2 separate regions of the Mus musculus genome follow, and region 2 is linked to region 1. Evidence: chromatin contacts called from ENCODE Hi-C data. All regions are on one chromosome and are shown on one strand. The core of a region is the stretch at or near the end of the contact, and the rest is flanking DNA. Distances in the headings are between cores, read along the strand shown.

Region 1 (5,899 bases), core at 994-3,493:
GTTTGATCCCATGGATTGCTCAGCCTGCTCGCTCTCACTTGCTTGAGCGCTCTCTCTCTCTCTCTCTCTCTCTCTCTCTCTTTCTCTCAAGATATAGTCTCTCTGTGTAGCCCTGGCTGTCCTGGAACTTGATTCACAGACCAGGATGGTCTTGCTGGAACTCAGAGCTCTATCTACCTCCTAAGTGCTAGGATTAAAGGCATGTGCCACCACTGCCTAGCTTTAGTTTCCAATCTTTTACTGCCAGGACCACCCATCCAGAGATGGCACTGTTGATAGTGGGCTGGATCCTCCTACATCAATCATTAATCAAGAAAATGTCTTCGTTACAGGCCAATTTAATGAAGACATTTTATCAATTGACGTGAATCTTCTCTGTAAAAGCAAGTGGCACAGTTTTTTTGTTTTGTTTTTTTGTTTTTTGTTTTTTGAGACAGGGTTTCTCTGTATAGCCCTGGATGTCCTAGAACTCACTCTGTAGACCAGGCTGGCCTCAAACTCAGAAATCTGCCTGCCTCTGTCTCCCAAGTGCTGGGATTAAAGGCGTGTGTCACCACTGCCCAGCTACTTTTTTTGTTGTTGTTAAAGATAATTACTGATCATGTACCTCTGGCTGCCTTGTTGGGCAGCCTGGCACTTAGTATGTAGACCAGGTTGGCCTGGAACTTACTTTCTTTTTTTTTTTTTTTTTTTTTCTCTGTGCAGTCCTGGCTGTCCTGGAACTCATTCTGTAGACCAGGCTGGCCTTGAACTCAGAAATCCACCTGCCTCTGCCTCCCGAGGCCTGGAACTTTCAATGATTCCCCTAGCCTTTGCACCCCAAGTGCTATTCTTGTTCTAGCGACTTTCAACATTTGATTACCCCTGATTTTGATTCATGACCCAAATTTGTAGATATTTTAAGTAGATTGTGTGGCTGCACACATGTGAGTTTGTAAGTTTTAGGTCTGTACAGAGCTTCAGGTTATCCAGGGATATATAGTGAGAACTTTTCTCAAAAAAGAAAAAAAAATTTTTTTTTTAATTTTCTGTTTACAAGTATGTGTGTGCCGGAAGAGGTTCAAAGAGGGCTTCGGATCCCCTGGACATTATCAATAGTGGGCAAGGACCTCAGGTTTCTGGAGAGAACAGCAAGAGCTCTTAATGGCCCAGCCAACTCCCAAGTCTCTTCAGTTATATTTTTTCCAAGAATTACATAAAAGAGGCTATTACACGGTCTTTTTTCTTTCTGCCTCACTTTTCCGGGTGTCTTGAATACCAATACATACACTCCAGAAAAGGTAGAACTAGGTTATCTACAGATTTGCACGAACATTGATTTACCTCACAGTGCCTCTGGCTTCACTCCAGTAATTAACATCTCGATGGAGTTGCTACTTGAGCGAGCCTCCTATCAGTCCACAACAAGGCTTGGTGACCAGAACTTGGTGACTGGAGTCCTAATGCAGTCTATATCGTGGGTAGAAGTTGTGCAGCGAAACACTTACGATGTATGAATCTCTGGGTCTGGTAATCTAGCAAGGCAAACCAGCCTTGGCTATATAGTGAGTTGCTTCTAAATATAACCACACCAAACAAAAAATACCCGTCGTGAAGGTGAGTGGAAGTCGGAGAAGTGGGTGGCTAGGGGGATAGTGTCATGAGAAACTAAAGTCTGATTGCTCATGGGCCAGAACTTCCTCCTAACGTACGTAGAAATTCCGAGTATGGCTCATGTCAAACCATAGTTGCCCGGAAACTATGATCTTTTTAACCTACTCCAGTGTTGCCAGAATGTCTTCTCACGCTGTTCGTCAGAGTATAAACAGTGAAGTGGGTAGACGTCTGGTCAGGGGAAAAAAAAAAAAAAAAAGCTAAAAATACCTCATCTAAGGGTCTGATGGCTCAGTGGGTAAAAAGCGCTTACTGCCACGCCTGACAAGTGTTTGATCCTCGAAACCCACATGGTGGAAGGAGAAAAACTGCTCCCGGAAAATTGTCCTCTGACCTCTTCTGCACGCGAGCCGTGCGACACACACAAAATACACGCAAGAAAACCTAAAACTAACTATCGAATAAAGACACTGGTAGGCTATAACGCAGGAAACAAATTCCTACATCATTCCTTCAAAAGCGAACGCTCAGTAGTTCCTCCCAGGGGCTCTCGCTAGAGGATGGTGAGGAAGCGATTCCAACCGACTACGCAGTCGTCAGAAGCCTGGGAGCCTCCAGGGCGACCGCAGGTCGACCCCTACCGGAAGTGACGCGCGGCGCAGAACACTTCCGGAGCTGCGGGGGACGGCTCTGCCGGAGGAAGCTGCGCGGGCCTGAGCCGCGTCCGCCGGCTGCCTCCGCTGCCGCTACGCCTCCGTCAGCCTGGTTTGGTCTGGCTTGACCTGGTCCGGCCGGCCTGGGCTCTGCGGCCGCGAGGTCGCGGCTCCCGGTAAGTGCGCGGCGGGAGTCGAGGCCTTGTTTACTCTTGACTGGCCGCCGGGAGGGGGGGGATCCCCGCGCGTTTCGCCGGCGCGGTCCGGGCTCCGCCTTCGCCGCCGCTTGCGAGGCCGGGCCGTCCCAGGTCCCGACGTTCCCCGCCGACTGATAGGCACTCCCGGAGGCGACAGCCCGCGCCGGCGGGTGCCTGGCGTCTCTCCTGGGTTCCTCTTCCTCGTTGGCTCTTTAGCTCCCCGAGAGGTCGGAGGCCAGGGCCTCTGGCCCGCGAGGCTCGGGTGCGCTCGGGCCTGCCCTTCTGGGCGCTCCAGGCGAACGCACCGCCTCGGAGGCTCCCCGTTTCTCTGGTGGTTGGGAGCTTTGGCAGCGCCAGCCGCACTGTTTGTTAACGCCCGTCCTGGGAAAGGGCCTCCCCGCGCGTGGGTTCCGTGTCCGCGCGAAGACCGGGGCGCCTCGCAGAGACGTGCGACCGGTCACGCCCGACGCCACTGGTCTAGCCTCAAGAGAGGCGGTGGTGTTCTCGGACGAGCTCGCCTTAGTTCTTCTGTTTGTTACTCTGTCTCGTAGAACTTTCTGTCGGCGACGAACACGTTCTAGACCTTTGCTGTTCAGTATGGTAGCCATTAAGCCACACACGGCTTTCGTGTTGACATGTATGTAGTTAGTATATCTGAGAAACTACATTTGACTTTTTAAAAGTAAACTAACTTTCAATAACTCCATGTAATCGGCGGCTACCTGCCATTATTAGGACAGATGCGGTGTCGAGTTGGTTGTTTTTAGACAGTGTCTACATAGTCATGGCTGTCAAGGAACTCACTGTGTAGACTGGGCCGAACTCGAACTCACCTGCTTCTGCCTCTCAAGTGCTGGCATTGAAGGCTTGCACTACCACGCCCGGGATGCTGCTGAGTTTTTAAACAAGTTGCTGATTCATATTTTTCAGCCAAGAAGTTTTCTTCGAAATGTAGTTAATAAATGACTACTGAGGGCCAAGTGTTACAACTGGAGTTAAACATCTGTGCGACTAGCCAATTTTTTTGTGTTCCTGTCAACTTCAAACTAAAAGGTCTTTATCCTTTTGTATGTGGCCATGTCTTGGAAACCAGCTCAAAATGAGTGGCAGGTTTTTTTGAAGATGACTTTAACTCTTGGAAAAAGTACTAATTTTGTACCATTTCTCTCTGAGATAGTCATATTTAACATCTTGAATACTTTGACATTAAGAAAATAACACATTGGCCCTTTGAACAAAGTCAGGATTCAGTTTTCTTGCGTGCTTTATTTTGAGACAGTGTCTCCCACTTTTTTTTTTTTTTTTTTTGAGACAGGGTTTCTCTGTATAGCCCTGGCTGTCCTGGAACTCACTCTGTAGACCAGGCTGGCCTCAAACTCAGAAATTCACCTGCCTCTGCCTCCCAAGTGCTGGGATTAAAGGCGTGCGCCACCACGCCCAGCCAGTGTCTCCCACTTTTGATCCTCCTGCTGACACTCCTAAGTTGGGGATCCCAGAATGTGCCACTAAGCTCAGCAAGGCCAGCCTTCCTTCAGGAATCTCTTAACAGAGCCTAATGGTGTCACTCACCTTTAGTCTGGCCATTTAGGAAGCTGTGCTCTTGTGAGTTTGAGGACAGACATCATCATAGTGAGACCTTGTATCAAAAATATGTGTGTTTATAAAATTTTTATTTTAAAAAAGCTTTATTTAGATCTGAATCTAGAACACCAGGAAGTATATGAAACAGTCAATTCTTTTAAAGAACCTGGATTCCCATCTACTTGGTTATTTGGTTGGTGAAAAAGCTGTGAGCCATGTTCTCGACAGATCCTAAGGAGAAATCAGAATTTGAAAGGGTATGCTCTTTAGTTAGTGAGATTTCTGTAGCTTTAAATCAGGCCTCCTGAGAGTGATGGCTAGAATCTGCTTAGAATGGAATTCTGATGCTGCCTCTGCTAGTTGACTTTGTATGATCCTAGGCAAGATACTTCAGCATTATCAATCCCAGCTTCATTTGTAAGCCTCTGTTTGAGACAGCATCTCACCATGCAACTCATTGAATTTACCAGTCTGGAATTAAAGGTGTAGATTTGCACCACCTCACCTGGCCATTGTAAGCCCATTCCCCCCCTCTTACCCCCCCCCTTTTTTTTTCCTTTCCCCCTCCGTAGCCCTGGCTGTCCTGGAACTAGCTCTGTAGATCAGGGTGGCTTCAAACTCAGACCCACCTGCTTTTGCCTCCCTGGTGCACTACAATGTCTGGCTATTCCATTATTTGGGAAATAATTTTCCATGCTATTTGTTCAGACTTTGATCTTTAATTTTGTATTTTCCTATCTATAATCAAAGTATTCTTTGGTAGTTATAAGCTCTGGTTGCCCAAGAAATCCTAAAGAAACGCAATAGACATGAAAAAATTAATATTTTACAAGTCTTGGATAGTAGGATCCATGTGTCTAGAAAAACCAGGTGGCCTTTGTAATATGAGGTGACTGGGTATGGTAGCATGTTTACCACTCTAGAGTCAGTGGGACCTGATAAATGAGAGAGACAAAAGTTTCATTAAATAACCAACTTTATTCAGAGCATTTATACTCTGAATAATTTATACTCTGAGGGTTAAGAGAAACCATATGAGTAAGATCACAAGGACCAGCCAAATGTGGATAGTTTACACATTTAATTGAGTAACAACAAACAGTATGAGGAAACTGTTAAGCTACACTTGCGAGAACAGGAGAATACATTCCAAGAACAGTTCTGTGAAGAAACTGAGGTCGTACGAATCTATGCCTTTAATCCCAGCACTTGGGAGGCAGAGGCAGGCAGATTTCTGAGTTCGAGGCCAGCCTGGTCTACAGAGTGAGCTCTAGGACAGCCAGGGCTACACAGAGAAACCCTGTCTCGAAAATCGAAAAACAAACAAACAAAGAATCTATTTTCTAAGAGTTTTCTTGCAAGCACTCAGAATTTCCACTCAGTTCCGTTCGTGAACCGAGTTTCAGGAGTAGCTTATGTTGATGGTCACAGAGTAAAGATGGAGATAGATATTACTATTGCCTAATTGGGTGCATTTTTATTGTAAAGCTGAGACATCTTGATGACCTTGATCCTCCTTCCACCTCACAGCTTTTAGGATTACAAGCGTGTGCCATCATATAAACCTAGGCACTGAAGTGTGTACTTCCAGTTTTCCTATGCAACTGTGGGAGGTGGAGACAGGAGACTCTGGCAGGTCTTTGGGCCAACTAGCCTGGTTTATACATTGGTAATACAAACCCTACCTCAAATAAGGTGAGTTTCAGGCTAGCTAGTCAACTTAATAAGACTTTGTCCCAAAAAGTAACACAGGGTTCTGCATGTGGTGCATATTTTTAATCCCTGCACTCAAGAGGCAGAGACAGTCTGATTTCTGTGAGTTCAAGGCCAGCTTGGACACAGTTCCAGGTCGTCCATAGCTACTTAGAGAGTATG
Region 2 (5,837 bases), core at 626-3,125, 2.0 Mb before region 1:
CAAACACCCAGAAACCTTCCTTGGCCACTCTCATTCCCAACTCACTCTGAGGTCAGCCTCTCCCTTCTCTACAGAGTGCCAGTGGCAGCTTGCACTCACTCGCCTGATGAGTTGTTGCGCATAAGCCTTGCTATCCACTCTCTGGCTCCAGAACTGCTGAGTTCGAGGCCTGGCTACATGGCCTTTTCCTTTGAACTCAAGAATGATCTCGCATCTCTTTCGGGAGCTGCAGCATAATCAGAGTCAGGCTACCTTACCTGCTTAAAAGCAAATAGCAGCCGGGCGTGGTGGCGCACGCCTTTAATCCTGGCACTTGGGAGGCAGAGGCAGGCAGATTTCTGAGTTCGAGGCCAGCCTGGTCTACAAAGTGAGTTCCAGGATAGCCAGGGCTATACAGGGAAACCCTGTCTCGAAAAACAAACAAACAACAACAAAAAAAAGAGCAAACAGCAACCAGGGCCGAATAAGTGCCACTGAATTACTCTCTCCTCCCAGTATAAAAAGAGGTTGACGGAGCCGGGCGTGGTGGCGCACGACTTTAATCCCGGCACTTGAGAGGCAGAGGCAGGTGGATGGATTTCTGAGTTGGAGTCCAGCCTGGTTTCCAAAGCGAATTCCAGGATAGTCAGGACTACATGGAGAAATCTTGTCTCACAAAACAAAAGGAGAAGAAGGAGTTTGACTGCGGCAGATGGTCACAGATGCGTTTGCTTCTTTTCTTCTCCTCCTCCTCTTCCAGGAGATGGCAAGCCCATGAGCAACGTGGCTCCCTGTCTGGGGCTTCTGTTATAAAGCTGGCCCAAAGGAGAATGATCTTCCCTAACAGCTCCCTTCAAATGTCACCGTTTCCTAAGCTCGGTGTTATCCTGGGTTAACCTGGTTCTGTCTGGGACCTTCCCTTACAGTAGGAGACGGGGTGGCTGCCAGCCCCTGGCATAGAGGGTATCTGTGCTCAGGAAAGGTAAGCTCATACTAAGATGCATAGGGCGCTTCATACTGATCGATCCCTAGGACCAATAGGAGCCATCTGGACCTAGCAAACTTTCCCCTACCCCTAACAAAGAAGCTGGTTCCCACCCAACACCAGGGGCTCCCTCACTTCACAGTCCAGTCACAAGGAAAGGACAGACAGGGTGTTGGTGACAGTGGCCCAGAAATGACTCAGCCAGGCCTAGATCCCTTGTTCCTGCTGTCCCTGCAATTCTCATTTGGCTTGTCTGAGCCTCAGTTTCTTCATTCATTAAAGCCGGCATGAGGCACCCACCTCCTTCAGGCCAAAGGAACAAAAAATGACTGACAAGTGCCGGGCCCTGGGAGGAGGGGCTCCCAGCAATGGAGCACCTGGGCAGGATTCCTAGAGGGAGTGGGCTACTGTATGTATCCTAAACTTGGTAAGGACGCCGCTCCTCTGCAGGTAGGTTTGTCCTGCAGTCGACTGATGATTCCTTCCATCCAGCTCAACACTAGGCGAAACTAAAAGGTAGCACTTGTCTTCCATAAAGCTCTTAAAACAGAACCTTGCACGTAGTTAGTGCCACAAGTGTTCGTCATGGGCGAGGTTATTATTAGTATTGTTGAAGGACCCTAGTCATCTCCACGCGAACCACAGTCCTTTCATTGAACAGCGATAATTCCAAGCCCGATAGGTTCTGTACTCGGGTTAAAGCCTTTACGGGCCCCTCACTGGGGAGGATGGAAATAATCCTGCCAGTGGCTCTGAATGGACTCCGCCTGCGAGAGGCGGAGCTCCATGCGACCTCCCGGGCCGCCCTGACCCCAGGCTCCTCCTCCAGCCTGACTTCCCCGCCCTTTGGACAGTCCTAGGAGAGGCGGGGCGGTGGCCGCTGCCACAGACAACCAAGTGTAGGAAGCCAGGCGGTGGCCGGCCGGGAGGAGGAGGAGGGGCGTGTAGACTTTGGTGGCTAAGTGCGACAGGGTCAGGAGCCGCGGACTTCCCCCAGCAGTGTAGCGCCGCTCCGCCCCGGAGTGACGCCCTCCCGCCCATGGGCCTGGCCCGGGGCAACCGGCGGGCGGCGCGGAGGAGGCGGCGACAGGTGGCGCGCAGCAGGGCCAGAGCCCGGTCAGGCCATGGCCGCCTCGGAGCGGCTCTACGAGTTGTGGCTGCTCTACTACGCGCAGGTGAGCCCGTCTCGCCCCTGGTCCGCGGGGTCCCCAGATCCGCGCACGCAGTGTCTGCTGCACCTGCGTCCGGCTCCCCCGGGGCCGCAGATCGGCGCGCGCACGCGGGACTTCAGCTCCGCGCACACGTGCGTGCCCCTGGCTGCCGGGCTACCTCGGGCATTTGTGCCAGGGGACAGTGTTCGCCGGTGAGCGCTGTATTGCAAGTCCTCAGCGAGACCGCGCAGCCTCAGTTGCCCTGGCCAGTCAGTTCTCACCCTTTTCACAACTGGGTAAACTGAGACCTGGAAAGAGAGGGACTCAGTTTGCTGGTTGGTTGCTTCGCCTGAGAGGCGCATTCGCGATAGGTGGTCATGGTGGCTAGAATGTCATGTAGGCTGGGGGATCCGGCAGGTGCCGCTTCTGACAAGTACATCAGACGTTCGTCACTTCAGACTCCTTCAGAGTTCTTAGTGATGAGCTCTTACTGTACTTGAAGCAACTTTAGCCTACCTCCATTCTGCAATGGGCCAGGGAGGATGGTGAGGTCAGGAGGGATGGCTGAAAGGGACCCTCGTTTCAGGCTGACTCCGCTGGTATCAGAAGGGGAGCGAAGGGGCTGTGATGCCTCTGACTCAAACTCTAGAAGCCTCACTTTCCCTTTTGCACTGGAAGCAGGGAGTGATCCCGGGGTTATGCCTCCCTCCTTGCACCTGCTTGGCACTAGGTGCCTAGCTCAGGTGTGCCCTGGACACAATGGTCCATTGTGTGTCCATGAACAGCTTGTCACTGGGAGAGCAGGGATATGGGGAGAGTTCATGCTCTACCCTGGCCCTCTGAAGAGGCTGCCTGATGGTTTGTCTAAGTCTGAAGGGCCACAGCTTCTTTGGTCTTCTTGGGCCGGTGGCATGTAGTAGAGTCCCACTTAGGGTAACCAAGTCCGAGCTCATTGCACCTTTAAGCCTTTACTTCCCGGCTGTAGAATCAACGCAGTTTTACCCTCAGGCCACCTGGACTTTGTAGAGAGGGAGCCACTATGGCTGGTGTAGGTCAGAAAAGCCTGCCTCTCCTCCATTCAGCCCCTGTATCTCCATCTTCAAGGGAGATCACCATGTGAAGAGAACTTAAACCAGGTGATGAATCTGCAGAGATGTCACCGCTGGGTTTTCAGGCTGGGTGGTAGGCTGCTGGAGATGTTCTGGTCCAGCTTCCTGGGACTGTACCCTTTCATAGTGGCTGGGCTGTTTGGTTTTGAGCTGTTGGCCACTTCTGTCTGCTGTGCTCCCACCGCCTCCCAGAAGGCTTAGGTATGGAGCTCAAGCTGGCTGGTTGTAGAAGTGGAAGCCTAGACAGGCAGGGGGCAGCCTGGGACCAAGCCAACAAATAAATCCAGGATGTGAGAGCAAACTCAGGAGTCGGGTGGGGCCGGGCTGCCTGGGGAGAGGAAGCCAGGCAGCCACCCAGTGCAGCCTTCCTGCCTGCTCCAAAAACACCGTCCCACTTCTCGGTGCTGGGTTCCCAAGGAAAGATAGTGCTGCTAGGGACCCGCCGTGTGTGTCACGGGGTGTGTAAGGCAAGGGCGGATCTGACAGGTGTTGCGAGACCCTTCGCCCCAGCATGATGGCACATGCCTGTAATGCCAGCATGAGAGAGGTTGAGGCAGGAGGATTGCCAAATGTCTGAGGCCAATCTGGGCAACAGTCTTTTGAGACTTGTCTCAAAAAGAAAAAAGAGACCCTTTTTTGTCAGTCCACAGCCAACCAGCCAGCAGCGCAGGTGGCCCCTCCCTTCAGCGGCAGAAGCTACCATCTGCTGGCAAACCTGTTTCCCCAGTTGTGGGTCTGGGTGAGGACAGAGGGGGAAGCACCCTAGTTCCTGCCCTTCTTTCCCCCAAAAGACCCTAGATTTAGATCTGCCTTCCCTCCTCACATGAGTCCTGCCCTCTTGGTGGGCTCTGAGAGGAGTGAGAGGGAGGGGACAGTATCAGAGTGTCCCTGAAGATAAATCAGTTGGTGTGCCTCAGGGTCCTCTTGGGGAAACCAAGGCAAAGTCACCAGGAGAGTTCCTTTAGCCACCCAAGCCTTGGTCTTGTGGTCAGGAAGCCTCAGGTGGCCCTCTACCTGGAACACCACCTGTTGTTCCTCTTGGAGCGTTTTTAACCTTCACTGCCCTTGCTTCCCAGAACTTAGCATTTAGTAAGTGTTCCCTTCCCTGGGTGTTAGCTGAATGACTGGATGAGAAGATGACCAGGGTAGTGACCAATCAAGGAAGTTATCCCACAGCAGGCAGAGTTGGGATTTTGAGGGCTGGAGGCCAGGAACAACAGGAATGAGCACATAGCAATAGGAAATAGAAGAAGCAAGCTTTCAGCGAACATGGCATGTCTTTCTCTCTCCCTCTTCCTCTCTCTCCCTCTCCCCCTTTCTTCCTCTCTGTCTGTCCCTCTCCCCCCTCTCTCTTTCTCATTCTGACACCCCCCTCTTCACCTTTAATCCCACCACTTGAAGGCAGAAGCAGTCAGATCTCTTATGAGTTCCAGAACAACTTGGTCTACAAAGTGAGACCCTGTCTGAAAGAGGAGGAAGAGAAGCAGCATCAAGTTGTCTGAAGTAGGGAGCAGGACAGAGCTGCCATGGTGAATGGGTAGAACACACCTACCAGAGTCCTCAAGGAAGAAACAGGAGAAGCTCAAGAGGACCAGGAGATGGGGACAGCACCTGGCATGCTGGCACTTGGGAAGGTTAATGCAAAATAGCCTGTAAATGAGCAGCCCCTCTGCAGGCTGGAGCAGTGCACGCACGTGCACACACACACACACTGATGGGGGAGCTGAGGATCACAAAGAGCCTGGCAGGACAGGGAAACTGAGCTGAATTCTCCAAGTATGCCAGTAATGAAGGACTCAGAAGTTAGGTCAGAGTAGAAGCTCTTTAGTTTTGCTCACCTTTCTCTCTTCTTTTATCCTTGACCAGTGCTATCTCTCCTGTCTCATGGAAACTTACCAGGCCTCTCTGCTCCTCTAGACCCATTAGATGTCCTGGAAGTGGAATTACAGTCAGTTTTGAGTCACCGTGTAGGTGCTGATAATAGAACCCAAGGCTTCAGGAAGACCATACAATGCCCCTAACCACTGGGCCACCTCTAGTCCCTCCACCTTACTAATTATCTAGTTAGACAGGGTTTTCCTATGTAGCCCTTGATGATCTGGAACTGATTATGTAGGCCAGGTTGGACTTGAACTCAGAGATCTGCCTGTCTCTGCTTTCTGATCACTGTGTCATTCTCAAGAATTGAACTCAGGTTGTCAGCCTTGGTGACAGTGCCCTTACCTGCTAAGCCATCTCACCAAGTCCCCAGTGTATTGGTTAAGCTAGACTGGCCAATGAGCTTAAGGGCTCTGCCTGTGGTGGCGTCCTGCCCCTGCCTCTCAGAGCTGAGGTGATGGATGCGTGCCCTGGCTCTTGTGGTGCTGGGGAACCTAAACTCACACTTGTGCAGGGGGCTTTACCGGCTTAGTCAGATTCCTACGTCTCTCGTTTATTTTTGGTTGTTGTTTTGTTTTTTGTTGGTTTGGTTGGTTGGTTTCTTGAGACAGGGTTTCTCTGTGTAGCCCTGGCTGCTGTAGAACTCACAGTAGACCAGGCTGGCCTTGAATTAAGAGATCCAACTCCCAAGTGCTGGGGTTAAAGGTGTACACTACCACTGCGTGGCTCTACTTT

The links. A loop is a pair of places that touch in the nucleus more often than their neighbours do.
Region 2: a loop to region 1 is called in a map of T-helper 17 cell, with 4 times the contacts of the local background. The contact joins the promoter of Nbeal2 here to the promoter of Arih2 in region 1. A Hi-C loop is called at or near these places in 2 of 37 maps with a recorded cell type or tissue (T-helper 17 cell and regulatory T cell).

Annotation. Positions count from the first base shown.
Region 1 is chr9:108,645,752-108,651,650 of GRCm38, reverse strand. Arih2 (ariadne RBR E3 ubiquitin protein ligase 2) reads left to right here and starts at 2,243. Exons shown (of 16, transcript NM_011790.5): 1 at 2,243-2,422.
Region 2 is chr9:110,650,199-110,656,035 of GRCm38, reverse strand. It overlaps Nbeal2 (neurobeachin-like 2), which reads left to right and starts at 1,875. Exons shown (of 54, transcript NM_183276.2): 1 at 1,875-2,139. The coding sequence starts at 2,089. It also overlaps a transcript of Ccdc12 not described here.